Regions from separate parts of the Mus musculus genome. Here regions 2 and 3 are each linked to region 1. The links are chromatin loops, found by intact Hi-C in ENCODE. Cell type or tissue: left cerebral cortex. All regions are shown on one strand. Links, peaks and the distances in the headings refer to the core of each region. The heading gives the core; the rest is flanking DNA. Region 1 holds the start of Gm30313 (a long non-coding RNA gene). Region 2 overlaps B3gat1 (beta-1,3-glucuronyltransferase 1 (glucuronosyltransferase P)). Region 3 holds the start of Gm48393 (a long non-coding RNA gene).

What was found. A loop is a pair of places that touch in the nucleus more often than their neighbours do. Peaks named below come from ENCODE experiments on the same cell type or tissue, not always from the same donor. Only the 100,000 strongest peaks of a DNase experiment are listed, where the experiment ranks them.
Region 2: a loop joins it to region 1, with 2.4 times the contacts of the local background. A loop is called at or near these places in 2 of 42 quality-filtered maps.
Region 3: it touches region 1 in a loop (2.4-fold over the local background); 2 of 42 quality-filtered maps call a loop at or near these places.

Annotation. Positions count from the first base shown.
Region 1 is chr9:26,540,902-26,551,655 of GRCm38, forward strand. It overlaps Gm30313 (a long non-coding RNA gene), which reads right to left and starts at 8,777. Exons shown (of 3, transcript XR_379203.1): 1 at 8,603-8,777; 2 at 7,233-7,361. In left cerebral cortex, for the core only: no CTCF peak of the experiment used is centred there; DNase peaks (open chromatin) are centred at 4,613, 7,719, 7,894, 8,413 and 2 more places; H3K27ac peaks cover 2,093 bases.
Region 2 is chr9:26,736,661-26,746,222 of GRCm38, forward strand. All of the region lies in intron 1 of B3gat1 (beta-1,3-glucuronyltransferase 1 (glucuronosyltransferase P)), which reads left to right. Among named protein-coding and RNA genes, the nearest start is that of B3gat1, 7.6 kb to the left of the region's middle. In left cerebral cortex, for the core only: no CTCF peak of the experiment used is centred there; DNase peaks (open chromatin) are centred at 5,033, 5,731, 6,390, 7,205 and 1 more place; H3K27ac peaks cover 1,624 bases.
Region 3 is chr9:26,724,079-26,734,832 of GRCm38, forward strand. It overlaps Gm48393 (a long non-coding RNA gene), which reads right to left and starts at 8,805. Exons shown (of 4, transcript XR_003948112.1): 1 at 6,940-8,805; 2 at 6,085-6,199. B3gat1 (beta-1,3-glucuronyltransferase 1 (glucuronosyltransferase P)) reads left to right here and starts at 9,730. Exons shown (of 7, transcript NM_001310766.1): 1 at 9,730-10,099. In left cerebral cortex, for the core only: no CTCF peak of the experiment used is centred there; DNase peaks (open chromatin) are centred at 4,670, 5,054 and 9,494; H3K4me3 peaks cover 663 bases; H3K27ac peaks cover 633 bases.

The DNA.
Region 1 (10,754 bases), core at 1,288-9,287:
GCAAAGCTGCATGGAGTGTCTGTATGTGTAGATTTAGAACAAATCACCACATAGCTAGCAGAAAATGGCCATAGGAGGAGAAGAAATGAAGGACTGAGGTGTGCAACTTGGATGAACCCAAAAGCAAAATACAAAATTAGAGAGTATACAAGGACTGGCATAGCATGATTCCATTTGCAGGAATTTTAGAAAAGAAAGGAATCCTAGGGACAGAAACCGGTTCCTATGGACAACACCCCAGCATGGGGCAGAGGGTGCCTCATGTGGGACACCCAATCTTGATACATGTATTGTCACACACATGTGCCCAAATTCCCCTAATTCCACAATTGGCAACTCATTGAATACAAGTTTTCTTTTCTGCTGTTGCCAATAGCAACATCAGAACTGTGGGAGTCATGGACAAAGGAGCTGTTTGACCACATACTGTATAAAACTAATAATGTGTTGATTCAATCAGAGAATATCCAGGAAGCGGATATAAATGGTTACAGAGAGAACCCAACAAAGCTGTGCATGGAGGTATATCCCAGTGAATGAAGGAATTAGGCAAGAGGCTTCTCCCCATGATGACAGCCTGGGTTCCATGGCAAGACCTTACCTAAGAATCTAACAAAATAATTGGTTTTAGTAAACTCACAACCACCCTTTCTTTGATATTGATTACAAGCTTTCTGGGTCTTGCAGGCTGGGAAAAGTGAGGCAGAATTTGCCTTCTTAATTTAGCACACCAAACCAAATGGGCAATGCCTACTTTTTGTCCCAAAGGCAGCAGCCTGTTTCCTTCAACAAACTGTGACCACCTCCCATGGCTCCTACCCCAGCCCATGATAAATGCAGGGTTGTAGAGCTCTCTGACCTGGAGACCTGACTATTCAAGTCCCAGGTTCTGAGTCATGAGTTGGCCTTGACACAAGACTCAGACATTAGATTCTTCTTTATTCTAAACCTCAGCCCAAAGTAAGTCAAGATAGAAAGGACATGCATTCTGAAGAGGTTGGAGTGCTGTTTTTCTCTTTCCTTTTTTCTCCTCATTATTTTGAGCCATTTTTGAGAAAGCATATGCACAAAACCACATTCCTAAGCTACTTCATGGTCAGACTTCCTCCCTCCCTTCTCCCCCCACCCCATCTTCCTGAAATCACAGGACCAAGTTCTTATTGTCTGAACCCTGGAGGCAGACTAAAGAACTCATGTACACACTGGGGTGAGGTTAGCTTCTTCCATTATATTTCCTGGGGAAAACCCATTTTCACTTCTTTTGTGTAATGCCTTTTACCTTTTGAGTAAATATCACTTTCCAGCACACTCCAGCTGGCTAAGGCTTCCTCTAATTCTCAGATCATGTGAGAGACCCCTGCTGCTCCTTGCAGTGGCTGGATGGCAGGCAATCTCCGACCAGAATGGAACATGACTAGACAATAGAGACAGAAGAGTTTCCCCAGTTCAGGGACACACTTTAAAGTCTCATGATTCCAGAGCTCATTGTTCAGTTCCCAAGACAGGCTATTGGTTAGGTCAATCCAAACTAGTACAAGTATTAGAAAAGGTTGTTTACTGAGTGCCAAGACAAGGGAATAATCCCTAATAAAGCAACCAGTGGGGCTCATGTTTGGGCTCAAGCTCTCTGTGTCTCCCCACAAGGTCTATGGAAGGGACTAGCCATAGTCTGAGTTAATGAATTTACTTCATGTTCATTCTCTCTAGATGAAATGAGACAGCCATCAAAGTCAGATGTGATTTCGATGCAAACTCTGTCAAGGCTGCTGTAGACCCAGGATGAAAAAGGCCATTTGAATAGAACATTAGAAATTAAATATACAGGGGCTGGGAGAATGGCTCAGTTGGTAAGAGTACTTTTTCTGCAGATATACAAACATAAGTTCTAATCCCTGGCACCTGCATAAAAACTTTCATGTGACTATAGTCCTAGAATAAGAGGGTAGAGACAGGCAGATCCCAAGATCTTTCAGGTCTGCCCAGCCATGTGGCAATCTAAGCAAGCCTGTGGCAGGATGGTAAGGCAAAGAGCAATGTCAAAAACATGAGAAGATACCTGACATCCTACTCTGGTCTCTCTGTTTGTGTACCCTAGCACACTAAGTAGTACACTCATGGATGTGACATGTGCATGAGCACACACACACACACACACACACACACACACACACACACACACACCATTAAACAGTTTTTATTTTCTCTCCTGATTGAAACACAGATGTGATTGAGTCCAGGTAGAAATGCAGCAGGATGTCTAGGTGGGGTGGCTGGTTTGCAGTACCCCAGTAGGCCAGGTGGGGGTTCAAGCTGATGGGAGACATGGAACCAAAACAGTCCCAAGAACGGTGGCCCATTGCTGGGGAGAGTACAAAGCACTCTCAGAGCATCCAGTCTTCACTTTGGACAGCATTAGTTCCACCTAAATTTCCTTTCATCTGCTGAGCTGGGGTTCCCAGAGCCAGCCCACAATGACAGGCACAAACTCTTAAATAGGGATCTGTACCTTCTGTTTAAGCCAAGACTCTCCAGAGAAACAAGCAACACGTGCATATTGAGAGAGAGAGAGACGTTGTGAAGACTAGGGAACCGATTTGTGAGTTTGTGAGTATGGAAAAGTCCAAACTCTGTAGCAGCTGTAGCCAGAAGTTGCAGCTTATCTGCTGACAGCACATCTTCCTTCTTGGGAAGATCCATCTATATTTGGTTCTAGTATAGCCTTTAACTGGTTTCAGGAGACCTACCTTCCATGGAAGGGCAAACTGGTTTTCATAATCTTTAGACTCAGAGACACCCCAAAGATACACCCAGAGCAATGCTTGACTACTTGCCTGGACACTATAGCCACAGTCCAAGTCAGTACATATTAGACACTGCATTTACCCAAATCCTCAATTCAACACAAGAGATCTCTCACCAATAGAGTACAATAGGCTGAGCCACAATTTGGACAAAGCCAAGCTAAAGACAGAATTTTTATTTCCTGGAATAGCACCCCCATGTTGTGCCAGGACTACAGCTCAGAGAGGACAGGAAGCAAGCCCAGAGCACATAACTATTATGACCCTAGATCCTATAAGCCTTCAAAACCTGTCAGTCTGAGCTCTGGAGTAGAGATTTAGGAGCACCATTTTCAGACCAAGTGTATCTTCAGTCTTTACTTTTTGTCATTGGGACAGCTTCTTCCTTGCCTAAAACTCTTCATTGGAAGAAAGTGATCAGTTAAAGGTACCAGTGGATCATCGAGGGTTAACTTCCCAGTGGGACTGCAACCAGGACCCAGAACTAAGGAGATCCCACAGCTGTCCCTGCAGTGGGGCAGCATCATGTATGCTTCAAGGGTCTCTCTGGAGTCAGATCTTGCCATTTTCTAGGTCTCTAGCTCTATACCTGGAGTGGGATATGTGTCTCCCCGGCCCCAGATTTGGCACCATGGTAGTGATGAAGATGCTCTGCTGGTGCTGCTAGCAGGATCAACTTCACCCATACCAGCATGGCAGAGCATGGCATGAGCATTCCCTATTGCTCTTTCTTCTACTCGTACTTCTCAGGCCCCTCCTGTTTGGGATTCAGTGGCACACTGTCTATGTACCATGTCGGAACAGAAGAATTCTGCTCACTGAAACAATCTCTGGTGCAGGAAGACTCCAATTGTCTTCCAAGCACAACAGTTAAAGGGCCTCTGCTCTCCTTTCTGCTTATGCTTCCTATTTTACTATGGAAAATAACAGCAAGCAATGACACTGAGCTCTGCAGTCCCCTCCCTCACCCCACCCAGAAACCCTTGCAAGTGGGATTTTCCCTGAGAGCACAAAGGTGAAAAATTAAAATGAGGTCTAAGAACCTTGAACTTAGCTTTATCAAGGTGGTAGAGTCAAGGAATAGTAAGGATTCTAGGGAGGTAGAGAAACAGTTCCGAGGTCCCTCTTCCTGACCACCAGGGCTATGGTCAGGTGATTCTGTAGGAATTATGGCTGCTGATGGAGAGTCACCACCACTGGGACAAAAATAGCAGGACCCTGTTTGGCTTTTTGTTGGGCTGTTTAACGTGGGTTTGAGATTGCCCTACATGCCAGCATCAGAATTCCCCCAAACTGTCCTTAGCCCTCATCAAGACTTAATTTCTAGTCATTTGCTTCTCTGACTCTTATTTATTTCAGGGTCCAAGGAAAAACTATAAAAGGAATGAAGGGAGAGGAGGAGGGAGACAGAAACAGTGAGACTGTTTCCTAGCTGAACTAGATAACTCGCCATTTCTTGCTCACATTATAGGCATGAACTCACATCTCCTGAGACTTGGGAAGACTGGTTCTGCTGGAGGCCACTCTTGCTGCTGGCTTTTCCTCATGGGGTGAGGAAGTAGCAGCAAGGAAGCTGAGGCAGGGGTGGTTCTTATACAGTCTCACCAACCAGACACAGGGGCTGCCCGTGGAACAGGGCCTTGGTAAGAGCATTTGGAGGGGACTGCAGTTCTACCCTTCCTTTAGCCATGTAGCACCACCATGAGTTAAGTGCTGACACATAAATCCAATGTGTGGCATGGAGTCAACAAGTCTGCCTTTCATCGTCTCACCTTCCCACCTCACACACTGAAAGTGACAAACTACATGTACAGTCATTGCCTCTGAGTCATCAGGTGCAGGATGCAGGCCCGAGGCCAGGTAGATGGAAAAGTCAGGCAGAAGCATAGGCTCCTGTACCATGCTCTACGCCACAGCCCTAGGAGATGGAAGCCATCTTTCCTGGTGTTTGCCTAAAGTCTTCTGGAGAGATGGCTCTGTGGTTAAGAGCACTGACTGTTCCTCCAGAGATCCTAAATTCAATTCCCAGCAATATATATATATATATATATATATATATATATATATATATATATATATATATATATATCAGAATTCAAGAAAGACAATGCCTTCCCCACAACAGGCTTATCAAAAAGCAATGCCTTCCACCAAACTCTCCATATGTTTCCCTGCCAATCCTGTTGATGGGGTTGAGTCATGAACCCATGATGCCCTAGTCCAAAGAGAAGTTAGACAAGTGAAAATCTCATTTCATCCTGGGAGGTTGATGGATGACTTTGAGAAAGTATTTAGACAATTAGGTTACAGGCTCGTCACCGGCATTAGTCTCTGGCAGGTGTCTAGGCTGAAGGAGCTCACTAGTCTCAGGAGGGTATCTGAGTGGCAGGATGCTCACCAGCACCCGTCTCAATTTGCCTCCCTACATTTCTTTACTTGCAAACTCCCACTTGATCTAGAAGCTCCATTCACCCCTCTTTGAACTTCCTCAACTCCCCCACAGAGATATTTGCTTAATTAGATCCAAATTGGTGCAACACATTGTGCTAGCTTCCCTGTCTGTTACTGGAATCTGAACTTAATTTCAGGGACAATGTCTCTGCCTTTGTGTGTTCACACCTTCGCCCACACTAAGCCCGGCCATTCAAGTAGCCAGCTGCAATGAATTAATCCTGATGAATAGATGCAGAAGCATATGATTGAATGCATTATAATACAGCTTGTGCCATGTTTATACCACGTAAGACCATTTGGGCACTTGAGGACAGAAACAGATGCTCTGGAGCGCTCTTGGTCAGCAAGACAATGAGTGTCTATGACTTTGAAAGCTTTTCCTATTCATAGAATAAACAGGTGAACGCCACCATTCCTCAGTGGCCCGAAGCTGTTCTCAGAGTGTCTAACCTAGCCATTATGCTAGCACATGGAGAAACCACGGCTATCAAAATTGAATATGAGAGTACTCTATGAGTCTTTAAGCATTTTCCAGCCCCATGAAATGCACATCCCTAAGGTGAGCCCTAAAGTGAACTTCCAGTTCTGGGTGAAAATGAGAACTCAAAACAGATTCTTCAGCTGAAAGAACTGAGCCACTCTGATGGATGTGGAAGGTGGAGGAGCGCTACAAGTGGGGACGGGTACACGTGGGAAATCTTGTATCGTCTACTCAATTGTTTTGGGAACCTAAAGCAACACTAGGAAATAAAGGCTCCTGAAACAAATAAGCTTATAAACAAAATATTCTGGGTCACATATTTTAGGTCTGTCTTCTCCTATCCCTATTATAAAAAACGTCCACATACGTGGCAGCTGGAATCTGCAGATTTGTTGTCTAGCAGTACAGAAGGCCAGGAGTCAAAACAGGTTTTGGGGTTCACTGTGTCCTATACCATTTCCAAAGGCACTAGGGTCAAACCTACCACTTGCCATTGAAGTTTCTAAAGACCACTCACATTCTTCATTCTTCCATCTTCACACCAGCCCATCCACAGGTCAGGCCCTTCTTGTGTCATAGCTGGGACCCTTCTACTGTCCTATGGCACCCTCTAACCAGAGCTTGGATCACTTCTCTCAGTTTAAAGGCTTAACATGACTAGATGAGGTCATTTAAATAGTCTGTGGTCATCATCCAAACATTAACCTTCATCAGAGCCTCTATTTTTTTCTTAATCTACATAAGCACAGGTTCCAGGGCTTGTATTTAAGACACTGAATGTCGGTCATTGCTGAAGGACACTGCTTTCCCACCATGAATGCAGATGACTCGCCTGAAGAGCTCTGTGTGTGAGGTGTCAGGTAATACCTGCAGAAATGGAGTGGTGGGGGGGGGGGGTGGAAGGTGAGGGAGAAGGTCTTGGGAGGCCCTAGGCTCTGCATATATCACAAATACTCAGGTGGTTTCTCAGAAAATGAGAAACATAGTACATTTGAGGAGTTCTACTGTTTTTCCTGGTGCTCATGAACTTTCTGGACAGGAGAGGGTAAGCTGTGCCCATTCCAAGATGGATCTCTGGGCTTAGACTACACAGAAAAGAGCAAGGATAGGACTCAAACCTTCAGGAATCAAGAGTATGCTCCTGATGACTGCTCTGCATCAGTGCCACCAACAACAAAAATCTATGACAGCATCTGTACCATTCGTCGGGCACCAGGGAACAAGCAACATTACAAGGAAGGACAGAGGTGGCTCTGCAGTTGTGGGGAAGGCACACTGATCTGTATCCGTCATCCCTGGAAGTACAAAGATGCTTCTCCATGTTTCCCAACCCACTGAGCCACAGCCTCAGTCTAGTGCTTCAGAGATTCATCTATGAATGGGGCTTGGCTGGCCGGTCCAAAGCTATTCCAGCAGGTGACTAGGTGCATGATGTTTTTCTAGCTAATTTTTTATAGTTATAAATAGAATGAAAAGCACTAATGAAAAGGGGGTACCTTCTTAGCTGGTGGGATGTGAGGCACACAGCCTCTTTATGTCTAGAATGTTGTCTGACCTTCCCCAGTGTGCAACATCACTGGAAACAAGATTTTCAGATTCCTCCATCTGGGCTGATGTTTCCAATTCTGTAAAGTGAAAACAAGCTTCTATTCCACCAAGTTCTTCCCCTCCCCCATCAAGGCTTGTTTATCTCTCTTACTTCAGAATGGGCGTCTTGAGCAAGAGTCACAGTTAACTCTACATAGCAGTCTGTATAAAGAAAAAAGCCCTGGGCAGAGGAGGTAGGATTACTCTGTGCTGTGAGGCTCAAGGGCTGGGGTAGAAATGTCCTTATCCCTCTTCAGCGCTAAGATCTAACCAGCTTGCTGCTATTAATATCTGCATCCCTGTTGTGAAGGGAATTTCTCAGGACAAGGGTGGAGCTGGCATAAAGCCCTTGTGCTGGCATGGACTTCAGTTGTGGTTACTGGAGATGAGATTGCTAAAAACAAATGCTACCAGGCTCAGCAGAAATCGACAATTTGACTGAAGTACTTTCACTTCCTCGTGTCCCTCTCAGGCCTTGCAGAATGACTCTTGAATCACTGGAAGCCAGTAGCATCCTAAGGGACACCACACTGATACTCACAGAAACACTCTGTGAATGCACAGCCTACACTCACAGCAAAAAACCATTCCAGGTCCTCCTAGCTATCTTCAGCTATCTGGTTAAAGAGACCAGTTTGGGAATTTGGAGATGAAATTTTTATAACACCATGTCAATGAGATTGGGGGTTGGTATCCTCTGTTCCATATCTGAACAGCACACTTCTTCAACATAAAAGCAGCTTTGCCAGAAAAAGAAAAGTAGCCAGTTTTATCTTAGCATCACCTCCCTGTAACCAGCCCTATACACAGTATATCTTGGTCAGCAGTTTCTGTATGAGTGAGTGAGTGAGTGAGTGAGTGAGTGAGTGGCTGTGCCTGAGACTGGTACATAACGGGCTTTTCCCTACGTTTTTTCCTCTTCATCAACAGCACCATGCATCCCCAATTTGGGCGGGGTTAGGTGACCTCCTTAGGTGTAGAGGAAGGCTGAGCTGCTGCTTTCAGCTCCATCCTTGCTCCATCTGTCTCCTGTGAGTATCATGAAAAAGGACTGAGAGGGCTTCCTTCCAGCCATGCTGGGCTTCAGCTCCATTCTGGCCAGCAGCCCTGTTTGAGCACGTCCCATATGAAAGGGATATGAAGGGCTGCTTAGACTGGGCCCATGAGGCTGCTCTGCTCCTCAGCTCCCTGAATCCCTGACTTCAGTGAAAGAAAGAATATCTCAGAGGGTGCATACTGAAAGTGCAGATGTTTTTAATAGATGAAATCAAAGAATTACCTTTTCAGTTGAGCCTTTGAAAAATTCAGTTCAGATATTAAGGTTAGCTCCCAGCTGGCTTCATTAGCTCTCAGCACCTGAGTCCATTTGATCTTCACAGTCATCTGAAACATCAAGATCTCTGTGATAAATAATAATGCAGGTTCCGAGAGGTGGAGAGCTTTGGAGAATGTCACACAGCCTATGCATGACAAATGATGCCAGAAACTCAGCTGTATCCATAGAATCCCCTCCCACTCTGCAGAAACCCAAGAGACAGTCTAAAAATAGCATCAGCCTGGCCTGATTTTCTGAGAATCCCTGGTTTAAAATAGGTCTTCCAATTTACCTATAGGTACACTAGAACACATACTGTTCTAACTGAGGAAGGTGGCCTTCCTTGTCCAAGTCACAGACCAGCCTGACACGATTGCTGTATGTCTGGTCACTCAGACCCTCCCACTATGCATGCTGCCTCTGAAACTGCTGTGCCAAGTTCTCCATCACCAGCATGATCAGCTGTGGCTGCCTACCTCATTGATTCAACTTTCATTCCCTCCACAGACTGCCATTCCCAACATAGACCTCCATCCCTATCACAGACCTCCATCCTCACCACAGACCTCCATCCCCACCACAGACCTCCATCTCACCACAGACCCCCATCCTCACCACAGACCCCCATCCCCACCACAGACCCCCATCCCACCACAGACCTTCATCCTCACCACAGACCTCCATCCCCACCACAGAACCCCATCCCCACCACAGACCCCCATCCCACCACAGACCTCCATCCCCACCACAGACCCCCATCCCCACCACAGACCCCCATCCCCACCACAGACCCCCATCCCACCACAGACCTCCATCCCCACCACAGACCTCCATCCCCACCACAGACCCCCATCCCACCACAGACCTCCATCCCCACCACAGACCTCGATCCTCACCACAGACCTCCATCCCCACCACAGACCTCCATCCCCACCACAGACCTCCATCCCCACCACAGACCTCCATCCTCACCACAGACCTCCATCCCCACCACAGACCTCCATCCTCACCACAGACCTCCATCCCCACCACAGACCTCCATTCTCTTCAAAGACCTCCATCTTCACCACAGACCTCCATCTCCCCAACAGACCTCCATCTCTCTCACAGACCTTCATCCTCACCACAGACCTCCTTCTTCATCACAGACCTCTCCCTCACAGACCCCCATCAATACCACAGACCTTCATCCTCACCACGGACCTCCATCTCCCTCACAAATCTCCATCCTTACCATAGATCTTCATCCTCACCACAGAGCTCCACCCTTACCACAGACCTCCTTTTCTACTGCAAAATCCTCTAGGACACAAGAGGCCTCTTGGCATGGCTCATTCTCTTTCCCCAGCATCTCTTTCTTTCTGGGATTCTACAAACAAGATGGCCATAGAACTCTCATCTGGAAGAGCCAATAGACACGAGGAACCAGGACACCCATACAATGGCTTCAAGTCATCTCATTTAAACACGTAAATAATTAGCTTCTGTGAAAATGTAGCCTACTGCTACCATGAAATGGGAACACAGCCTGATTACCTGAGTGGGAGACAGTAAGGAAGTAATAACAAAAAGTAGAGTGAATGATCAGATGACAAACCAACCAATAACCATCAGTCATGGAGATGTAGAACAGATACCAAATCAGTGGACAGAAACAGGTTCCCAGCTGGACAGGAGCCCTCCCTCTCTTCCCTTCTCTGACTAACTTAGCTCAACTTTATTTCTGGGAGAGCAGCTTTTTTTTTTTTTTCATGGTTTAGACTTGGAGCTAGACTTCTCCCAGGGTTTTTGAGGTTAATAAGTGTTTTGTGCATTGAACTTGACCTTGGAGAGCACTACACAGGAAACCCTCTAACGGCTCCAGGTCTGCTGCTTTAGTGGAACTGTTCTAATAATTTCATGGTTCACTCCTTTCAGTGATAAGACATCTCATGCTGGGATTAAGGAGGGGTTTTGAAGCACAGGGCATCACTTGACCAGGTGTTGAGACACCTTGCTATAGACTTGGTTCTGCATTAACCTGCTCTGTGACTCTGTCAAAGTTAACAAACCTCTCTGATCCTCAAATTTGTTTTAAATTAGTAAATAAAGGGTTTCTCTAGATGATCTGTGAGGG
Region 2 (9,562 bases), core at 1,563-9,562, 200 kb after region 1:
TGAGTCCTCTTAACACATGCTTTTCTTACAGTCTATAAATTGGGGAAGTAACATCCTTTTAGACTGTTAAGGATAAGGGCTATGAATGTTAATTTCATTTATATCTTTTATACATTCTCCTTCCCTCCCCTATTCTCCCAGTATCTGGGTCTTCCTCCTCTTAACCTATGTTAATCTAACCTCCAACTTTGAATTGGACCCTACCTTTCCTGATCCAGAACCAAGTTACCCAAAACATCGCTCCATTGAAAAACAGCAATAATTATATTTTCATATCTAGTGATTTTTTATTTTAATCATTCCATAATATCAGCAAATGGTTACCTAAATTTTTTGAGATTTATAATCATTAAATCTATGACCACTTTACTACCTATGTTGAAAGGTGACTATGGTCAGAAGTCTCCCAGAATTCAGTCCACTTGCAGAGACTCTAAGTACCTACTGTGTCCCAGGCCCCGCACCTGGTGATGTGGACATATTGCATTAAACAGTCTAAACCCTGTGCTTTCTATTTAGCTTTGGGAAGGTTGTGTGGATTGCTTGCATTTTTCCCCTGCAGCTACAGCAAATTTACTTTTCTAATGAGGTTTAGCTCCGGCCAATATTAAAATGAGTCTGTGCTCCCTGCGCACATGCCAGCTGACAGCAGTACAGGAGTCAGGCTCTGCGCCAAATTCCTGGCAGGGATTACAGCTTTGCCATCACCAATATCCCTAAGGTGGTGAATCAAAGTCTAGCTCGAGAGCTGGATGGGTTGGAGGACTTATCATGCCCAAGGGATCAGAGGTCTTCTACTCCATGTGCAGGGCTATGGGCAAGATTGTTCTCCCTGCATGTATAAACTGTGTAGTCCAGTCGTGTGCTCATGTGAAGAAAAGGAGACAGAAAGCAATAAAGGCCAGAACAAATGTCTTGGTGGTCAGCAGTAACTTAGTACCAGAGACCAGCTCCCCATTTTCACAGTGTGGCCTGGATTGTAAGGGTGAGGCTCTGTCATCTCTATCCTGCTTGCCTTCCTTGTTTCTAGGCCATCGGAAGGATCTGGCCACTGGGGTCAGATTCAACTCTCTAGGCTTAGGATTGCCACTAGCTATTTGACTGTGGATCAGATCTTGTGATAACCAATGTTGAGTGTGAGCTAGACTGCTTCCCTTTGCCCAGTAAGCAGCCCCTTACCACCCCAGCCATAGTTAAAGGACTCAAGAGCCACCTGTGGCCAGGTGGCTCCAACTTGAACAATACATTCAGAATGCTGCCTGCAGCCCAGAAAGCTCTTAAACAGTTGTTGTAAGCACACCTATGCACAGAGGGTTTGGCATACTGTGGTCACAGGAGCCACAGAGGCTAGACTCATATTCTGCCTTTGCCTCATATTGGTTGTATGTCCTTAGGGTACTGCTTGCCCCACTATGCCTCTGATTCCTCATCTCTAAAATGGGAGTAATATTAAGATGGTGAAGAGGGGATGAGTCATTGTAGTTCATCATGCTAATCACTCAGAGCACACAGTAGCGGGTGCCTTTTTTGTTTTTTATTTGAAAATAGAAAGCAATTTGTATTCTTCATTTATTTAGCAATTCACAGAAGTACTTGCTGAGCAGCCCACTCTGAGCCATGCTGTCTGCCATCAGCGTTTGCCCTTGCCTGCAATGCTAACCCCTCCAGGGCCTCTGTTTCCTGACCTGAGATAGAATACAGCCTTGGAGATAAAATACAAATGGGAGTGTGTCCTTACTTTAAAAGACTGCTGCCAGATAAAAAGGGCTGCTTGCTGTCTGAAGGTGGGGAAAATGGAAATTCATTCTCTCTTTCTCTTTCTCAATTTCTCTCTCTCCCCCCCCTCTCTCTCTCTCACACACACACACACACAAAAGCAGCACCTAAGTCCAGCCACAAAGTCAGCCACAGTGTCATCTAGCTGAGTGGGATAAAGGGATTTGAGGGAGCTCTTCCTAGACTTATTCCATCCCTAGTCTTAAGGGTAACAAACCCAGGAGACTGTGTCCCTGAACACTATGGAGGCCAGAAGCCAGGAAGGCTCCTGCCAAACAGGAACCAGCCATCACCTACCCAGCAACCGAGGGAGTGAAAGCAAGCATGACCCTAAGTTTACGTCCCAACTGTGTTAAGTAACTCAGTTGGATGACAAAGCCTGTGAAGTGCCTGTTTCCTCATCTGAAGTCTGGAAGCCATGAACCAAAGAACACTGGCTGACTCAGCAAAGTCATACCACATAGCCCATCTGCAGTGCATTCAGGAACTGGTGTCCCAAAGGTGGGGTGTAGTGGGTGCAGAAAGCAGACCGGAAGCATGTAAGGAGCGGGTGTGTGGATGCCAAGGCTACCCGGGCCACCAGGCTTCTCCAGACTTGGGCTCTGTGATTCCAGACTGCTTCCTACACTGCTATGAAGGGATGGATGCTACAGTGGCTCCATCCTTGTGTGAGGCCTCTCAAATCGAAGTGTCTCTTCCCACAGTACTCTAACTTCCCTAACACCCTGACGGCCTGTCTTTGGTGAACAGACAGACCTACAGAGGTTGGTGAGGGGTTGGGATCCTCAGTGGCTTAGGACCTGGTTCTGGGGCTTCGCCAGGATCATCGCCTGGATCTGCAGCCTTCTGATTGGGGAGTCCTATGCTTGTGCCTCAGAGATTGGGGATCATCCTCACCAACCCCAGTCATCACTGCCCTGGCACCCAGTCAGAGCAAAGCTGCTTCCAGGAGCTGTTCCTAGCTGGTCCCCAGGGAAGCATGGTGGATGGCGTCATCCATATATCAAGAAGATGCTGGGTCTCAGATACACTTCTGTGGCCATCCTAGTAGACAGTTCTTCCCCTCAGCACCCCTCCTTATACCCTTCTTACCTGCCCCCTCAGCTCTCTTGCTCTCTCCCCGCCACCCTTTGCCTGAAGACCTCGCAGTAAAGAACACTGTTTTCAGAGGTGGAGGGACTTAGCAGCTGGCATGCGCTCTGCTTAGCCACAGGCCAGGGACCCTGGCTCTGCAGCCTGCTTAGGGTGATGAACAGCCACCAGGCATGTGATTTTCTTTCTCCGTCAGAGTTTCTGAACTTAAGCTGACGTATTGCTCTCCTAACTCATCACTTGTCGATATTAACTTCTTCTCCCCCTTATAAATCTCCCTCTGTGTCTCAGAGCAAGCAGCCGCTGCTCTAGCCTCCTCCGCTGCCAGGCTGCAGGCTGCCGCCTATGAATACCCACTATGCTAAGGGGTACACCCATCGTTGTGCCCTGAACTGATTTCTTCACGGTGACATTCCCAAGAGACAAACCAGAAAGGTACTATGACCACATAGGACACCAAGCTTAACCCAGCTTCAGGGAAAGCTTGCTGGACGACCTGCTCCTTGAGAGCCCTGGGCCCATGAGGCAGTCCTTATTAGCTAGGTCTAAATGGACCATCTGTACGACAAGGCTTTTTAATTTATTGTGTCAAAAATATGTGACATAAAACTTACCGTCTTTCCCATTTTAAGCATACAGTTCAGTGGTCAAATATAGTCACTGTTTTATAGAACTCATGTCCACCTTACAAATTGGAAGCTCTACATCTGTTGAGCATCACCACCCCAGCCTGACTTTGTGCTTCCACCTTTCTCTAGGTACACATCATCTGAGTATATCTTACATTGTTTGCCCTTTTGTGACTCGTTTGTCCTCAAGATTCATCCACATGGTGGCACATGTCAGAATCTCCCCTCCCTCTTTGTAAGTAAGGTTGTAACATGTGCACACACAACATTCCATTTCAACACCCAGTCAGTGGACTGGTTCTTTTTTGCCAAACCATGGAGAACAAAGTGCTAGATCAATAGTGCTTGGCCCAGTTGCCCTTCCTGATCCTGGGAAGACACAGCAGACATATTAGTACTCAGTGTGAAGTTTTATTTCAAATGCCATGGGAACACAAAGTAGGCAGGAGAGCCCCCATTTTATCTGATGTCTGTTTGGGCTTCTGTGTGTTCCCTCCAGCCATCTCGTGTTTGCTAAGGATCCTCAGGTGCCCATTCCCCCAGATGAACATGGCCTTCCCAGTTCTGGGAGCTGAACAGCTTAGCAAGTATTAGGACAAAAAGAAGTCTTCCTCATGAACATCCTGGCCACAGAGGGATGCCAATGTCCTGTGGCATTACCACTCCCTGGAGCCCTGAAGGTGAAATCTATCTTCCCTTTTAGCATCCTTGTCTGGGCCTAGAGTCCATGAGACCCTAGAGAGCCTTCTGGGTGCATAGCAGGTAAATCTGCTTTACACTATTTAGGCTTCTTTGCAGAGAGATGATCAGTGATACATAGCCACCCTGCAGCTTGCTATGTAATATATAGTCCAGAGCACACACAGATAGTGTCAGCATAATCTCTACATGTAGGACTTAGATTTAAGGCACCCTCCATCGATCACATACATACTTGCTGTGTTTACGAGGAGTGGCACACACAAGCTGGCCACTCTGGCTAATAACACATTTACAAGTATGCTCAACCAACTACCATCAGCACATCATATTAACTGTTTCTTACCCTGTCAGGAGGAGTAGCTGATGCCACAGCATGAACCTTGGGGACAGAGTAAGCATACTAGAAGGGGGAGCTTAGAGTTGGTAGGTAGCAAGAATGAAGTTTCCAAGAACTTACAACCTGAGATTAAAGGACAGGGAAATCACTGCCTTCAGGAGGCCATATAGTCATATATCCCCATTGACATACTTCAGTACACTAACAGCTTTAGGCATAGAACCTACAGAAATCCATAGTTCTTCTTTAAGTGGGCATCTTGGAGGATCCATGGAGTTGTGGGGCTAGCCCATGCAGGAAGGAGGGAAGGAAGAAATAGTCTTTAGCAGGCGTCAGAGCAGCAGGGCAGCCTCAGTGTCCGACTCTCGTCTCCTCTAGCCTTTAGTCCCAAGCCTCTGCTGCTCAGCCTGAAAAGGCAGTACCATAGGGAGAGTGCACAGAGCAGGGCTTCGGGTCATTGTCAAGGAGCATTCTGTGAACAAAAGCAGGGTGAACCCAGCAAGAGTGCCAGGTTCCAGGCAACACAACCCTCCCACGCGTGGGAAGCCTACCTTCCCTGTGTCACCCCCGTTTATAATGCTACAGCGTGCCAAGCACCTACAAACCCAGGATCTGAAGTCTCTGCACTGCCTAGCTGTAAGAAAGAAAAGAATATGCTAGAAAAACTGCCCAGCAAGCAGCTGGTACCAACCCCTAGGAAACAACTGAAGCATTCCCCTTCTCTTCATCTTCCACGTGGTGACTTCCAATGGAATTTTTAAAGTCTTTATTAGCACATATTAATTTTATGTAATAACATGTTTCATTACGATTTTCACGAACACATGGAATATATTTTGATAATGCTGTTTGTTGTCCTCTCATGCCCCCTCCCACGCCTGGAATTTTGTTTTTAGAACAAGGTGATAGTGCTTGCTGCCACTACTATTATATTCTTCATGATCTAAGTAATTTCAGTGCTAATTGTGAACCAGATGCTTCCAATGGATTCCCTCAACTGACTACAAATAGCCCTGGGAGGGATGCAGTTATGGAGCCTGAGCTGCACAGATATTGGTGCTGTTCCTCCTATGTGTTGAGGCCTGAGTCCCAGATGGGAATGCACAGGTTTGACCTGGAGGACAAACATCAGATCCAGCAAGTGCATGGCCATTGACAAAACCCCACACTTGATGACTGTACAATCATAGATGGTTGGGCTTGGTGAGGCTAGGGAAGGCACAGGCTCAGGAGCATCTTGCTTTGCCAGTACCTTTCTCTAGACATAGCACGGACCTCAGCACCAAGGGAATATGAAGCCAAGAATAGCCTTGAACAGCATCAGTGAGAAAGTCAGTGGTGGGGGAGCAAGCTGGTGTCAGCTGACCCATCCTCCTAGGATAAAAAGCCCTACAACAACCTGAAAGGCTCTGCATGCTATATCAACATACTCAAGGTGCAGACCCTTGGCTCCAGGATTAGATCCAGTCTGTGGTCCGTAGCCTGTCTGGTCCCAGTACCCAGGTCTAGTAAGGATTGAGTAGGTGTCCATTCCAGGCTCTGCCCTGTATATGGGCACCCTCACTCCTTACTTCATTCAGGCAGCCTAACCATGGGCTGTCCTCTGTCTTGAGGTTACCAGAGGGCAAATGCGGTATCTCTCCCAGCCTTGAAGCCAAAGACTCTAGGGGCATTGCAGTGCCTTTCAGTTTAGGACTATTCTCTGCCAACTGTTGGTGCATGGCAGCCTGGCACAGAGAGAGATGTGGCCTCCTGGCCAGCTGCCCACATGGCTTCTGCTGCTGCTGCTGTCTTGAAGCAGCTGTGGTTCTAGTAGTCCCTGCTGCCTGCCTGGTAGCAAAATAGGCTGAGTCCCTCCTTCGCACAGTAAGCATCCATTGGTAGTGTTGGCCCAGTGGGTGTTCAGTAACTGTGGAGCCATACCCACAGATGTCCTGAGCAGCCCACAGGCTTCTCACGGGGTACTAAGCAGAGCAGTAGGCTGGGTATAGAGAGTCTCCAAAACCAGACTGGGGAAATAAATAAAGAGAACTTGGTATACTGTGTAGAATCTAAAGGTAGGACAAAACCCTGTGTGGTCTCTTTGTGGCATTGAGTGAAATACACTGCTGGCCCTGTGACTGTCTCCAGGGAATAAGGTGAGGTGGGTAAGGAGAAGATATGAGAATGTTCCTGATTGCAGGAAGTCAGACTCACTAGCTCCCAGGGTTCATAATGAAGGAGAGAAGGGCAGCATTTGTATTTGCTGGCTCCTAAAGGTTGATCATGAAGCCTGGGCCAAGGCTGGTGATCCACTCAGGGAAGAGGAAGAAAGAAAAGCACCTGTCTGTGCTCTTCACTCATTCCCACACTCAGCACCTGTACAGACATTGAGCAGCCACTGCTCCTGGGTCACTAGTGATCCCCAGATCTCTTCCACTTTCTACCTGTGGCTGAGCCTTTGACTCCAGTGGCTTACCATCACTTCATCACACCTACAAACTGGTCCTACTTGGGATTTGATTTATTTTATTTTATTTTATTTTATTTTAGCAAAAGGTCACAGAGTAAGGGTATCTCAGTTTCTTGCCATTTGAGTGTGCAGCTGCCATACCCAGAAGAGAAGAGCTGTCGCAGGGCTGAGAGGGAGGACTTGCCACTCTCAGGCAGAAGACTATCCCAACAGGAAGCTCACAGCAGACCTTAGCCAAAAGAGAAGTGGTAGAGTCACACTACCTGTTAGCTGGGACATTTGAGGAAATACAACCCCTATCCCCCATGCCTCAGCTTCTTCATATATTAAAAAAGAAACACTTTGAGGTTGTAAGGGTTTAATGATTAGATAAGATAAACAGCATAAGAGAACTTGGAAGCCACCCTCGTGAGATCTTTAGAGGGCTGCCTCCTACTCCAGCACTGCAGAGAGAGCAAACTGGCATGTTGACGTCAGCCCTTTTATAATAATTCCAGGCCTGAGTGTTGGAAGCTAAGGGCACATGAGATACCTTCATTCCAACAGGGACCCAAGCACAAGATTCTCCAAGAGCCCTTAGAAGCAATCACCAAAACTGAGCTGTAAACTCATGCTTTATCATCAGGTGGCACACTAGACCTGTGCACACATGTATAAGTACATATGTGTGTCAAAATTTCACTTGCATTCTGAAATCATTCAGGAAGTGCTCTGTGGTTTGCCATCAGCTTTATTGTGTTTTCAGAATGGAAAATTTAATACCAATCTTTCCTGATTTAAATTGGAAGTATCACACCTAGGAAGATGAAGGGCAGGGAACTGAGACACTTTCATCAGATGAATGCTTTCTACCCCTTTCAGCATCATGAGGGCAGTAGGTAGGAATATCATGGCTGATTTGAAACCAGACTTCCACCTCCAGTGATAGCTACTGAACATGGGTGCCCCCCAGAGTTTGATGACAGAAAGCCTGATAAAGAGATGCAGGAGGGTGGAGGCCACAGAGGGAGGCAGATTTATAGCTGAAGGGTCATGGAGTAGAAGATGCCCTGTGGAGCTGGCTCCCACAGCATTTGTAAGCCTCTTTCCCTGGGCCAGCCTTGACACTGACTTTTTCCATGGCTTCATGTCATGTGGTAAAGCCAAGGTTAGTCCTTGAAAGAAACTTGTCTCTGACTATCTCAGCACCTCTCGTCCTCCATCTCTTCTCTTACAGGAGCCCTAGGGGAGCACCTGGGGTTCCACTAGAAGGAATCAAAGGGAAGCAAGCTAGGAATACCATGCCAGGCCCTTCACAGGCTGGGCAGATAAAGGTTACAGAAGTATCTGTTTATTAATACATGCCAGATTGTTTATGCAAACTTTTAACTACCTAATAACCTACCTGGAGAAGCACCATCTTATTACCATGAGAAGATAAAGATCTCAAAAGAGAAGAGAGGTTCACAAGATGCCCAGGGCCCAAGCTCAAGCACCATTGCACCATCCTCCATGGATCCCTCTTTCCAGGCAGAAGAAAGCAAAAGTGGGCAGAGAGGCAGTAGACAATGGTAGAACACACGGCTTGGCTGGTCATTGGGATCTGTGATGGTTGGGCAAGAGCTGAGGAGCTCAAAGGAGGAGAGAATGACCTGGTGGCTTGTGGTAGGCAGGGGACCACTAAGATGGCCCATGTGATCTGTAACTCCATGTGTTCATATCTCAGTATCTTCTCATTGTCACGGAGGTGCCAGAAAATATTGATCTGTTACTGCCACCACTACAGTGCATCATGTAGGACTTCAATTAGCTCTGGACTCTTTCCTTGCTGACTTGGTACAATAGAAGGTCAGACAGAAGGGGGAGGGGCCATATGACAAGGAACTATGGCCCAGACAGGCTATCAGAGGTACACACCTGTGAGCCGATGAGCTTTGCCAACATGAGTAATCATGGGAGTAGATTCTTCCACAGTCAAACTCACAGATAGAAATACAGCCCAGCCAATCCTTGGTGAGATAGGAGACCCAAGCCTAGAGTCCTGACTCAGACACTGAAGATAGCAGATACATGCTAATTTAACTTCCTTAGTAATTAGGAATTTGTTAGACAGCAATAGCTAATGAATTTGATTCCCTTGTGGACGGTGACATTCCCTCCCTAAAGTTGGCATGTCTTTCAGAAGAAGTCCATACAAGGAAGAAGAGATAGCAGAAAGAAGAGCAAAAGAGGTAGGAGAAGCTGAACCTCTCCCTCATATTAGAATGTAGAGTTCTTTGCAGATAGAGACTTCCTCCCACATCATGGAGGCAAGGACTGAATGGCCCTATGCTGTCTAGCTACTGACCTGTAACTGGACACTATACACCTTCTCCCACCTAACCACTGTCCCCTCAGCATAACCAGTCATCCATCACACCTCTGCTGCATGGAGGCTCTTAACTGGTGCTCAGTTCTCCAGCAGTGCTCCAGTTTCTGTGGCCTGCTTGCCTCTGCCCATCCTCAAGCCCCAGGCGGTGAGTTATTGACTGATATTCTGCCTATTCATATCCAAAGACGTGTGATGGCTCCACAGAACAAAATATGGGTGTTTGA
Region 3 (10,754 bases), core at 1,614-9,613, 180 kb after region 1:
GGAGCCTCTCTGTACTACTGCCTCCCACATCAGCTGACACCACATTTTATCATCCTTTTATCTTCTCCTCCTCCCAGTATTCAAATAGTTTCAGAGAAGAGAAACTTAGCCCCTCACACCTAATTCTAGCTTCAGCCTGCTTTGTCTCTCTATGATGGTAAGTGGATTTTCTGACCTTTATGGACCTTAGTCGCTTCTTTTGAAAAATGAATAAAATTAGACAAAAATCCTTTAGGGGAAAAGATTCCATCTAAATTTGACATTCTATGAACTTTTAAAACCTGTTTACTCTGCATTTAACAGAATGTATGTCTTTTATCCCAGTGAAGAAAAGTCTAAAGGTGAGTACCATACCATATCTCCTAAAGGTGAGCACCATCATGTCCAAAGGTGAATATCATCCCGTCTAACAGTAAGTACCATCCAACTAAAGTGAGCATCATTTCATCGAAAGGTGACCACTATCCTATCTAAAGGTAAGCACCATCCCACCGTCACACAGCCCACCTATGCTTGAGAGATCTTGTTATTAGGACCTCTGTGGGCCAGAGGCATCCCTGTCACTTTAAAAGGCAGTGTCTTGGGGATCCTAAATCAGAATCTTTACTTTAATCAGATGCTATTCAAAAGATTCTTCAGTATTTTAACTTTGGGGGCTCTGCCCAAGATGACAACTCCCCAAAGCCCAAGGAAGGCAGGTTTTGGTTTGACTAAGAAGAGCATTCTTCTGTAGGGAGCAGACTAGAGATGAACTTGTATGTGTGGAAGGCCATGGAGCCTCCTCAATTGGGTAGAAATGGAAATAGCCCAGATTTTTTCAGAGATGAAGGACAGAGAGTACACAGGGGTTTGGAAGCAACAAGTCATCCCCTTATAATTCTGAGGCAGGAGGCTTCTTTCCAACTTCTGCTATCCATTGCTGTAGTTTCATTTGGAGTGGCAGTAGAGCCAGAATTCATGGCACTGCTGTTCTGCGCTGGTTTTGAGATAGTGTTATCAAGTGTGGATGAAATGGAAGATGGAACGAGAGAGCAAACAGAGGCTGTGACCAGGCTTTTCCTGATTGTGTAATTCTGGAAAGTCTATGGACTTACTGAGAATCCTGGCAACCTCCTTCCTTGCTGAAGGACCCTTTCCCCCCTCTTGGTCAAGAGCCTGGGTTCTCAATTTAGAAGCTAATTCTCATTCAAATTAGCTCATCTCACAGATAGAATTAGAAGCTGGGCGATGATTTGGAAAATACAATCAATTTAGTCCAATTGTTCTTGCATGTCATCTCTGTCCAATAATGAAAAATTTGTTCCTTGGGCTCTGGTGCTGACAAGGAGTCATTATCCACGGGAGTGAGCTCATCTGCTAGGGCACAGAGCTAAATGGGTGTGGGAATGGTAGAAGGCCAGAGCAATGAGGGAGATTAAAGAAGGGAGTCCGGTGATCAGACACTCATGGGGAAGGAAAACTTGACCGGAGCATAATACATCTCCATGAGGTCAGACCACAAGACAAGTTCTATTTCAAGACAATGTCTGTTTCCTTAGATTCAATGAAGATGAGGTAACACTTGGAAACACATCTTATAGGGTCACACTGAAGAGCAAACAACTTGATTTACGTTAAACCTCATTCATTCATCCACTTAGAAATATTCACAACATCAGACATTCATTAGGCATATGCCAACCATTTTACTTCGTAAAAGAGCAAGACACAGTCTGCGGTTCCTGTGGAACTCTTGTGAACTTATTATACACTGACTGCAAAAAGAAATAATGGGGATGATAATAGTGGCATGGTGCTGATGATGACAATGACAATGACAGGCATTCACCCCAGAAGACAGTGCTGGCTGACAACTGATTTTAATGTGCAGTGAAAGATCGTTCCTCCCATTGCTCTTCTGGGCTATGAGCTAAGAGAGATTAAAATGCTGTTGTAGGAAGCAAACAATATGCATATTTCATGAAATACATTTCTCTGCCTGTTTAATTGTGGGATCCTCAAAAGAGGCAGGGAAATTTGCTGCTTACCACTGTGATGAATGGTAGGTTTTCAGCTCAGCCACTCAAGGCTTCTGACCCTGGGTTTCCTGGCTTTCCAAGTCTGCTGGGATCGGTGCCTACTGAAGGTCATGGCCATTGTATATGGTTTGGCAGTTTCTTTTTCTCCTTGGCCTTTGGGTGTATCCAAATTATAATATATGTATTTTCTCTTGTTTTTCACAAATACATAACATGGAGAGCTACAAGGATGATAGTAGTATACCAGAGAGTAAAAAGAAGGGGCATTAGAAAGATTTGTTGTAGCTGCTGCAACTACAGCCTCATAGGAGTGAGTTGTTTGGAGACACCTGGAAATAACTCAGTGAGTTTCTTGAACTTTGGTCTTCCCACATGCTCACAAATCAGGGTACCCCATTATTGTACTTCAGCCTCAGTCCAGAATGTAGACATCCCAGACCCCCCCTTACCTCCCCTAAAATAGCATTTGCAGACCCAATGGTGATTTCTAGCTAGGACTTGCTGTGCCTTTCTCTATAGCGCCCACTGTGCTCTGTTGTCCCAAGCAAAGGTAGACATTAAATGCTTTCTGTAATCACACAGGCTGCAATGATAAGCAAACACCATGCACTGTTTTATCAGAATGCGTGTGCCACTCAGTGAAGGTCCTGCTCTAGATAGCACACTTCATTCTTAGAAATCCTTCTTCAGGATTTCCACAAGCTTCCCATTATGGAAATGATCATAACTTGATCTGAATGCCATCGCTTGCCCAGAATGTCATCATAACTTCTCTACCCCAAGAAAATGTCACAAAGCCTTCCAAACGCGGTTTTTATTTTACAGTTTTGTGTCCCTTTATTTGTAGACTCTAAGCTAGGGCTGAGGGTAAACAGAACGTAAAAATCTGGTAACAAGAACCTAGTAAGCACTCAGCAAGTGTTAATTAAATGAGTAGGAAAAGAAAGAAACACTGTTGAATGTGAAGGACATGCAATCCTCAAAATTAAATAGATCCTAGATATTTAGATAATATCACCTAATTACTAGAAATAGTTACATGCCCCTTCCTCCCTCCCTCCCTCTCTCTCTCTCTCTCTCTCTCTCTCTCTCTCTCTCTCTCTCTCTCTCTCTCTCTCTCTCTCTTTCTCTCATGCACACACAATTAACCTAATATCCTACTACCCAATCAAAGCAAACATCACTAAGCAGTCACAGTGCTCGATCCTGTTTAGCCCACGTGTAACTTCAGAACATTTCACGGCATTTCATACATTCACAACCAATTTACGGAATTGGCATGCATAGTAAAATTGATTTGCTCTCCTTGATAGGTTATTTAGCTTTATCCTGGCATCCCATGAATACTGTTTCTACTTATAAAGAGGAGCCTATTGTTTTTCAAAGGTGCACAATGACCATGCCTAGAAGAGGCTTCATGTAATGTCAGTCTGACTTCCACAGTGTGATATCCCCCTGCCAAGCACAACTTGGGCCCCCAGAGTATGGACACTGCTTCAGTCCAGATGTGAGAACATGAATTTTTGTTGCCTGTGAGTGGTGCTGGCCTTGGTGCTGAAACACGGATATGTGTGTAAGACTGTGAGACCTACATTATTGGGGATTTAGGGTGTTTGCTTTTCTGAATGGGGGATTAGAGACCAGAAAGCCCAAAATGACCATCCATCTCTCAGGAAACAGAACGGTAAAATTAATACTGTCAGATATGGGCTCAGACCCAAGGGTCCTGATTAAAGCTCTCCCTAAGTCTGTCGACCCTTTATCCCTCACTGGGTTATGTAAGGACAGATCACCAGCTCCCTACAGGGAGTTCAGAGATTTTATCAAGCAGGAAGAAACCAGAGGATAAAGTGCAGTTTTTCCAGTTCTCAAGATGGGTGAAGACCAGAGGTTTGGGGGTAAATGGTGTGGACAACCCACCCGGGACTGCAAGCTTTAGGGTCTCAGCAAAGAGAGACTCTACATGCTTTGTTGAAAATAGTTTCCAGAGATTTCCAAGTGGCCTTGCTGCATCTTGACTCCCAGATGTCCACAGAAGAACAAGATGTGTCCCACATCCAATACTCTTCCCATGGATGTGTAAGTCCATGTTTTTTCTTTTTCCCTGAAACTCATCACGGACTTGGGTTTGTCTCACAAAGTCAACAAGAGAACATTCTTTGGTGTTTTTTTTTTTTTTTTTTTTTTGAGTCCCTAGCACCTGTGGCTGTCAGAGAGTAGCAGAAGTGAGTCCCCGCCTTCAGGCCACATGGAGACAGTGCAAAGGGCATCTATGCACAAATATTTGATCATTCTCTCCACAGATTCTGCACCCTCTTGGTTCCCAGAAAAATAAGGAGAAATCACAGGCCCAACAAAGCTAGAGAGGTAGGACAGCGACTTGTTTCCAGTGCACATAATTGATCCTCAAACCCTTAAGAACAAATATATATATATATATATATATATATATATAGAGAGAGAGAGAGAGAGAGAGAGAGAATAAAATTAATTCCTAGATGTCTGAAATTTACCTGTGTATGTTATAGGCATCCCTTCCTCCTTCCCCAGATACCCAAAACTCACTATATACCAAACCTCTACATGAGAGCAAGAAGAATTTGGACAGCTTCCCACTGTTTGCCTCTGTTCCTCTCCCATTTCTGCCTTCTGCAGCAGCCCCGATCTCCATCTGTCTAACAACCTGCCCTCTGCCTGCCTCTTCCTTCATGCAGAAGAATTCAATGGCAGGGCACAAGAGGAAAGGCAGATGGGAAAAGTGAGATGGAAAAACGCCAGGCTTAAAAGAACAATTGACCTGGAAGTAGATGCTAATCTTTAATTTCTGTGTTTCTAACACCTAAAAATTTCATAGCTAGAGAAGTCCTTGAAGTCAGGAAGGAAAGATAGATGTTTGGATATATGGATGGATGATGGGTGGATGGATGGGTGGGTGGGCGAGTGGGTGGGCAGATGGATGCTGGAGTTAGAGCACCCATGAGAGATGTCTTCTAACTCCTTTTCTATATTTTCCAAGTCGCATAAGGAAGTTGTACAGAGCTGTTCCTGCAGAAGCTCTGCCAACACCCAGAGGTCTAAGATGTTTGCTCATCACCCAGCTATGGAGAAGCATTTAGGCAGGAAATTAAACAACTACATCCATCATATTTATTGAACAGCTTTTCCCTGGAAGACACCAGTGTAGGATATCAGTCATGCTCAAACTCCAAAAAGAAAATGAATGTCCTTCTCACTTCATCTCTCTCTCTCTCTCTCTCTCTCTCTCTCTCTCTCTCTCTCTCTCTCTCTCCTGTCACCCCCTTATGTGTGTCTCTTTGTGTGTGTGTGATAGAGAGTCTCTGGTTCTCTCTCTCAATTCTTGATCACTGCCTTACAACCTTCCTTGACTTGATTGGTTCTTTCTTCCAATACAAGTTTTACTGTTCTAGTCCCTTGACCAGCCCCGAGCATTAGTGTTACACTATGCTGGCCCTTCTGCAAGTTTCAGATCAAATGGAACTTTAAAAAAAAAAAAAAGCCTTTCCTTGGTCTCAGCATCCTCCCTGAACCCTGACTCCATTATTTCCCTTCTACAGCTCATTCTACATTCATATATGCCCTGGCTTCTTGTCTTTGGCACCCAATAGCACCCAAACTCCTGAGGTACTTTGATGGTGAAGAGCTGAGTCTTTAAGCTCAACCACCTGATTCAAAGACAACTTTGTCACTGCTGAGCATGTGACCTTGATTAAATTACCTAAACACTATGCCTTAGATTGCAGGCCTATACAATGGAAATCATAATGGAGCCTTGTCACAAATGGTTCCTGATAAATAACATCTTATGTCATGAAATCAGTTAATGCACATGGAGACTTAGACCCTTGCCTGCTTTATGAAAAGGCCTTATCAACATTGACTGTTCTGGTGGCTGTCAATCTCTGTCCTAACTCCATGGACTGAGATTTGACAGAAACTCAATAGAAATTAGAGGAACAAATGAAAGCATGTGCATCCTAATACCTCACCCCCCCCCCCCAGGAACCCAGGTAAGTATAGCTGGGAACAGGGGAGAAGCAGATCATACCTGAGACTCCGCAGAGGCTGTGCAAGAACAGTAGCTCATGTCTAGGTTGGAAGGAGTCCCAAGGAGACTCGAGAGTAGTGGGTAGAAAGGTCATGGGCAACCTGGATTCTTCTCCCTTGTGCAAGAACACATACAAGAGTCCTCAGATTGCCTCTGAAAGAGCTTCTTCAGAGACACAGGGCCCTTCTCCATTGCCTCTCATCTCTGTCAGCCCCCAAATGCAAAGGGCAGTCAGTATATTTCAAAAGTACCCTATATCTGTGCACCTGCACTATAACAATGGAATTTAGAGGAGGCAGGGATGGGACATAAAGAAGGGAATCTGAGAGTCTTTGTGATCAAATATCCACCTCCAATTTGCTCTGGAGAAACTGAATTTCAAAACCAGAACCAATGGCCTCTTAATAAAAGGGAGGAGTGGAAAAATGTGCTCATTATGACAGCCATGAACTCAACCACTCCAAATAGTGCATCCACACAGTCAGCACAAAACTTCTAAGGATGTATATCCTATGAAATTTTCTGCTAGACTTTGCAAGTATGACCCATCCCCAGGGACCCTAACCAATTGTTCAAAGAGAGGAAAACTTTCCTCTCTCCACTGTATTCCTTGGTGAGGGTGCACCTGGTTGTCATGCACACATTTATATGCCCCTGCCTGAACCATGACAGCTGAGCTCATGCACTGGGGAATGAGGGGTTCCTAACTGGGCCTGTCCATTCATGGCAGCGAAATCACTAATGATGAGTCCCAATGTAAGAGCAGGGATAGCAGGTGACTGCCTAAAAACAGGGGCCCCAGCCATCAGACAGCTGAGAGGGTAGGGCACAGACCTGGGTGAGAACATGGCTTACCTGTTCTAGTTCCTTGCATAGTTAGCTGAGAAGAAAAAGATGGCCTGAAAAGAAACCACCAATGGCAGCCCTGGAGCATAACAAAGCTACTGATGAAAGAGAGCCAAGCAAAGGGCCAGCTAGGGGAACAATGAGCCAGCAAGACTAATTGCTAGTCGTATTAAATTTGGGCACAGGTGATCTAGTCCCAGATGTTTTTTTAGCTTTTACACTGCAGGTGATGCTTTTATGAGATCCTTCTGAGATTCAGATTTTGGAAACTGTGCCAAAATCAGAGGATGGGGCAGGGCTCCTGTCCTTCTTAACTACACAATAAACATATAACAGCTTGTCCCAGAAGGCTTGCATACTAAACATTCTGGTGCTAGTCTTTGGGAGCCTCTGAGAAGAGGGGCTATTTACTCTTCAGAGGAGGGGAAAATAAAGAGAGATGCAACATTCAAAGCTCCTAGATCTAGGAGCTTCTCCAGATGTTTGGAACAAGGACCAAGTTGTAGGGATGCAAGAAATCCAGATGTGGAATGGAAACACTGCTGCCCTTCAACTAACAAAGAACACAGAAAAATGATAACTATGGCTCGGCACCCTGATAAAGACTGGTGGGTGTATCCAGGTGGGAGCAGGCAGGTATGTGCATACATTCACACATACACATGATGTATACAAATGCACACTATTTGTTTGCACTGGTTTTATTGTGGTAACTTATGTATCTGTATTTTGGGCACATGTTGCATCTACATAGATACACATGTATCTTTGGGTCCATACCTGTAGAATAGTTTCAAATAAATGTCAGGCTGTGGTCTCTCCGCTGAGCCTTCTCATGCTAATTTTAATATCATATTATGGTTTCAAAGTTGGCTTTATAAATACAAAAAAAATACCATAAACAGCCCCAGGCTAACTTTCAAGACATGTTTCCAGAATGGGGTTTTATTATCACTGTTGTTCTCACAAGAATGGTGCGATAAAACTTGCAACCATTCCTGCTCCATCTGGTTGAATGCCAGGCTAGAGAAGTTAGAGGGGAAGCCACCCCATAGAACAACCAGAGGACATTTGCTGGCCGAAGCCTGTGGGACCAGACAAGATCCTGTCGGCTTACCGAAAACCTGTCTTATTACTAAAGAGACAGGCCCAGAGGTCACTTAGGTAGTGCCTTTAACCCATTCATTATTCCAGCATTGTCCTGAATCCCCAACCTGGGGATTTGGCACCATCCTGGGCAGAGATATGAGTGAGTGTGACCCCACACATGGATGCTCCTGTCTGTGGGCATCAGCTTCCCTGTTGGTAAGAATCAGCCTCCAAGATCATCTCTGCCCTGTCACTTAGTAATTTTGGGTGGTATGGTTTCCTCAAGGAGATGCAGCAAGACAGCATGCCCTGGGCTCCCTGGTATGGAGTAAGGGGAGAAGAGTCTGGAGAAAGCCTCTCTCTAGAGACAGTAATTCTGTATTTTCTATGGGATGTTGTAAACTGTGACTACTACCTAACCTCAAAGCCTTGAAGAACAGAATTGATTCTAGAGCCTTTACACCACTCAACTTCACCCAAGAGGAGAACCAGGCTTCATCCTGATAGGCAGAGGTGATGGTGAAGAGCTGTGGGCTCAGCCTCAGCCCACAGTATAAAGTACGTTTCAACCCAGCAATGCCTAGCGGTGGAGCTGGTCTTTTGGAGTTTTGAAGAGGACACAGCTGAAGGCCCTGACCACAGGTGTCAGTGAGGACTATCAGCAATATAAACCTGAAGGTGCATGGATGGCATCTTAGGCTCTGGCAAGTAGACAATAGCATTTAGAAATCTCCCACTGGATGACTGCATGGCAGAGAGAGAGGGAGAGAGAGAGAGAGAGAGAGAGAGAGAGAGAGAGAGAGAGAGAGAGAGAGAGAGAGAGAGAGACAGAGACAGAGAGAGACAGAGACAGAGAGAGAGAGAGAGAGAGAGAGAGAGAGAGAGAGAGAGAGAGAAACTCCCTGTATCCTAGCATCCCAGCATCCCAGCCCCCCAATACCTAGAAATTCCTGGATGGCCTGCCCACCCACATTGGCCATCTCTTCATTCTGCACCAGACTGTGCCTCCTGCCTCCTTGTTAGATGCCCAGTGCTGGGGGGCGGGAAAGCAGAGTGACCCTCAACATTTTGGCATATCCTTAAAAGAAAGAAGCAGTGCCCACAGGTGGGGCTGCCCCACTGGCAGGCTCCTTGGGGACTCCTACCTCCGACCCATACAAACAACCCTGTATCCACTTCGGATTGCCCGAAGCCAAGCTGGGGGCCGCACCCTCTTTCACAGCCGCACTCATTCCAGCTCAGTGTCTTAGTCCCGCAGAACCGTGCCCCACCGCAACCCCCAAACCCTCAGCATCCCAGCCCGGAAACAATCGCCCTTTGAGAGAAGCTGCCAAGCCAGGGGCCTGAGCAGCCAGGATTGAAGGATGGAGGCGGGTGAGCTGGGGGTGCCGGCAGGGCGGGCGCGCTCTCACTCGAGCCAAAGCTGGGGTGCCCTGGGCCCCGCCCGAGGCCACTCCAGCATCCAAACGAAGTCCCAGACGCCCCAGAGGGAGGGCCACAGAGGAGAGAGCAGGGAGGTGATACCAAGCTAGAGGAGGGGGTCCAGCGTCGGCCCCCGCCTCAGCCCGCGAGGTTGGTACGGACCGCGAGTGGCTCGGGTCCCGCCGGCAGCTCGCGCTCGCGGGGGCGGGGTGCGTGGGGGCGGGGCGGGAGGCGCTGTCACAGCCGCGGCCGCACCGCGCATCCGCCGCCGCCAGCGCCGAGGGCACCACGCGCTGGCCCGCTCGGCTGGGCTCCGGCCGCGCGCCCAGCCATCCCGGCCCGGCCGGCCCGCGCGTCGCCTCTTGGGGCTCCGATCGCCGCCCCGCGCCTCGCCACCCGCGCCCTCCTGCGCGCTCCAGGGTTCTGGCCGCTGCCTGGCTGAGCCCAGAAGCAGCGGGGCCGTGATAGCGGGCCGGCCGGGGCTGCGGACGAGTGGGCCCGCGGCTATGAAGTGGCCCCCGAGGGCACGGAACCGGAGAACGCCTCGAGAGAGAAGCGCGCGCATCGCAGGGCAGCAGCCTTGGGTCGCTGGGGCCAGGGTATAGGACTGCCACCCGCTATGGACTGCGCCAGGGACGATATGGACTCGCTGCCGCAGGTCAGTGTCCGGCGCCCTGAGCCCCCACCTCCGCGGTGCACAGAGCCCCTTTATGCGTCCCCATCAGTACCCACGCCATGTCCGCCCGCGTGCGCGCGCGGTGTGTGTGTGTGTGTGTGTGTGTGTGTGTGTGTGTGTGTGTGTTGCACAAAATAGGAACATCCATCGGGAAATAGGGCCGGCTGGCAGGGCCTGCACCTGAGAGGATAGGAAATAAAGCTCGGATGCTGCCTGCCCCGCTCCATTAGGATGAAGGCAAGAACTGGTTCTCTGAGTCTTCTAACAACTGGTCTTTCTCTTAGCTCTTCTGTCCCTTGCCACCTCAGCAGGTGGTTCTTAGTGGCCCATAGGATTATAGGAGAAGGGGTCAGCTCTAGCTGCACCCCTACTCACCGGCAGGGACCCCAATCTCTCTGTCTTTCCTGGACATTTACAAATTAATTCTTTTCAGGGGAACCAAGTGACGCTCATCTTTCCTGTGGGTGCTGGGAGCCAAGAGATGTGGAAAGTGACAGTGAATCTTAGAGACCTTCAGTGCAGTAAAGCGGAAGGAGGCAGGGCCAGGTCATTACCTTCCTCTGTGCACTTGATCATACAAGTTCAGAAAAGGAAACTGAGATGTGAAGTAAGAGGAAAAAGTATCAGATCCCGCACC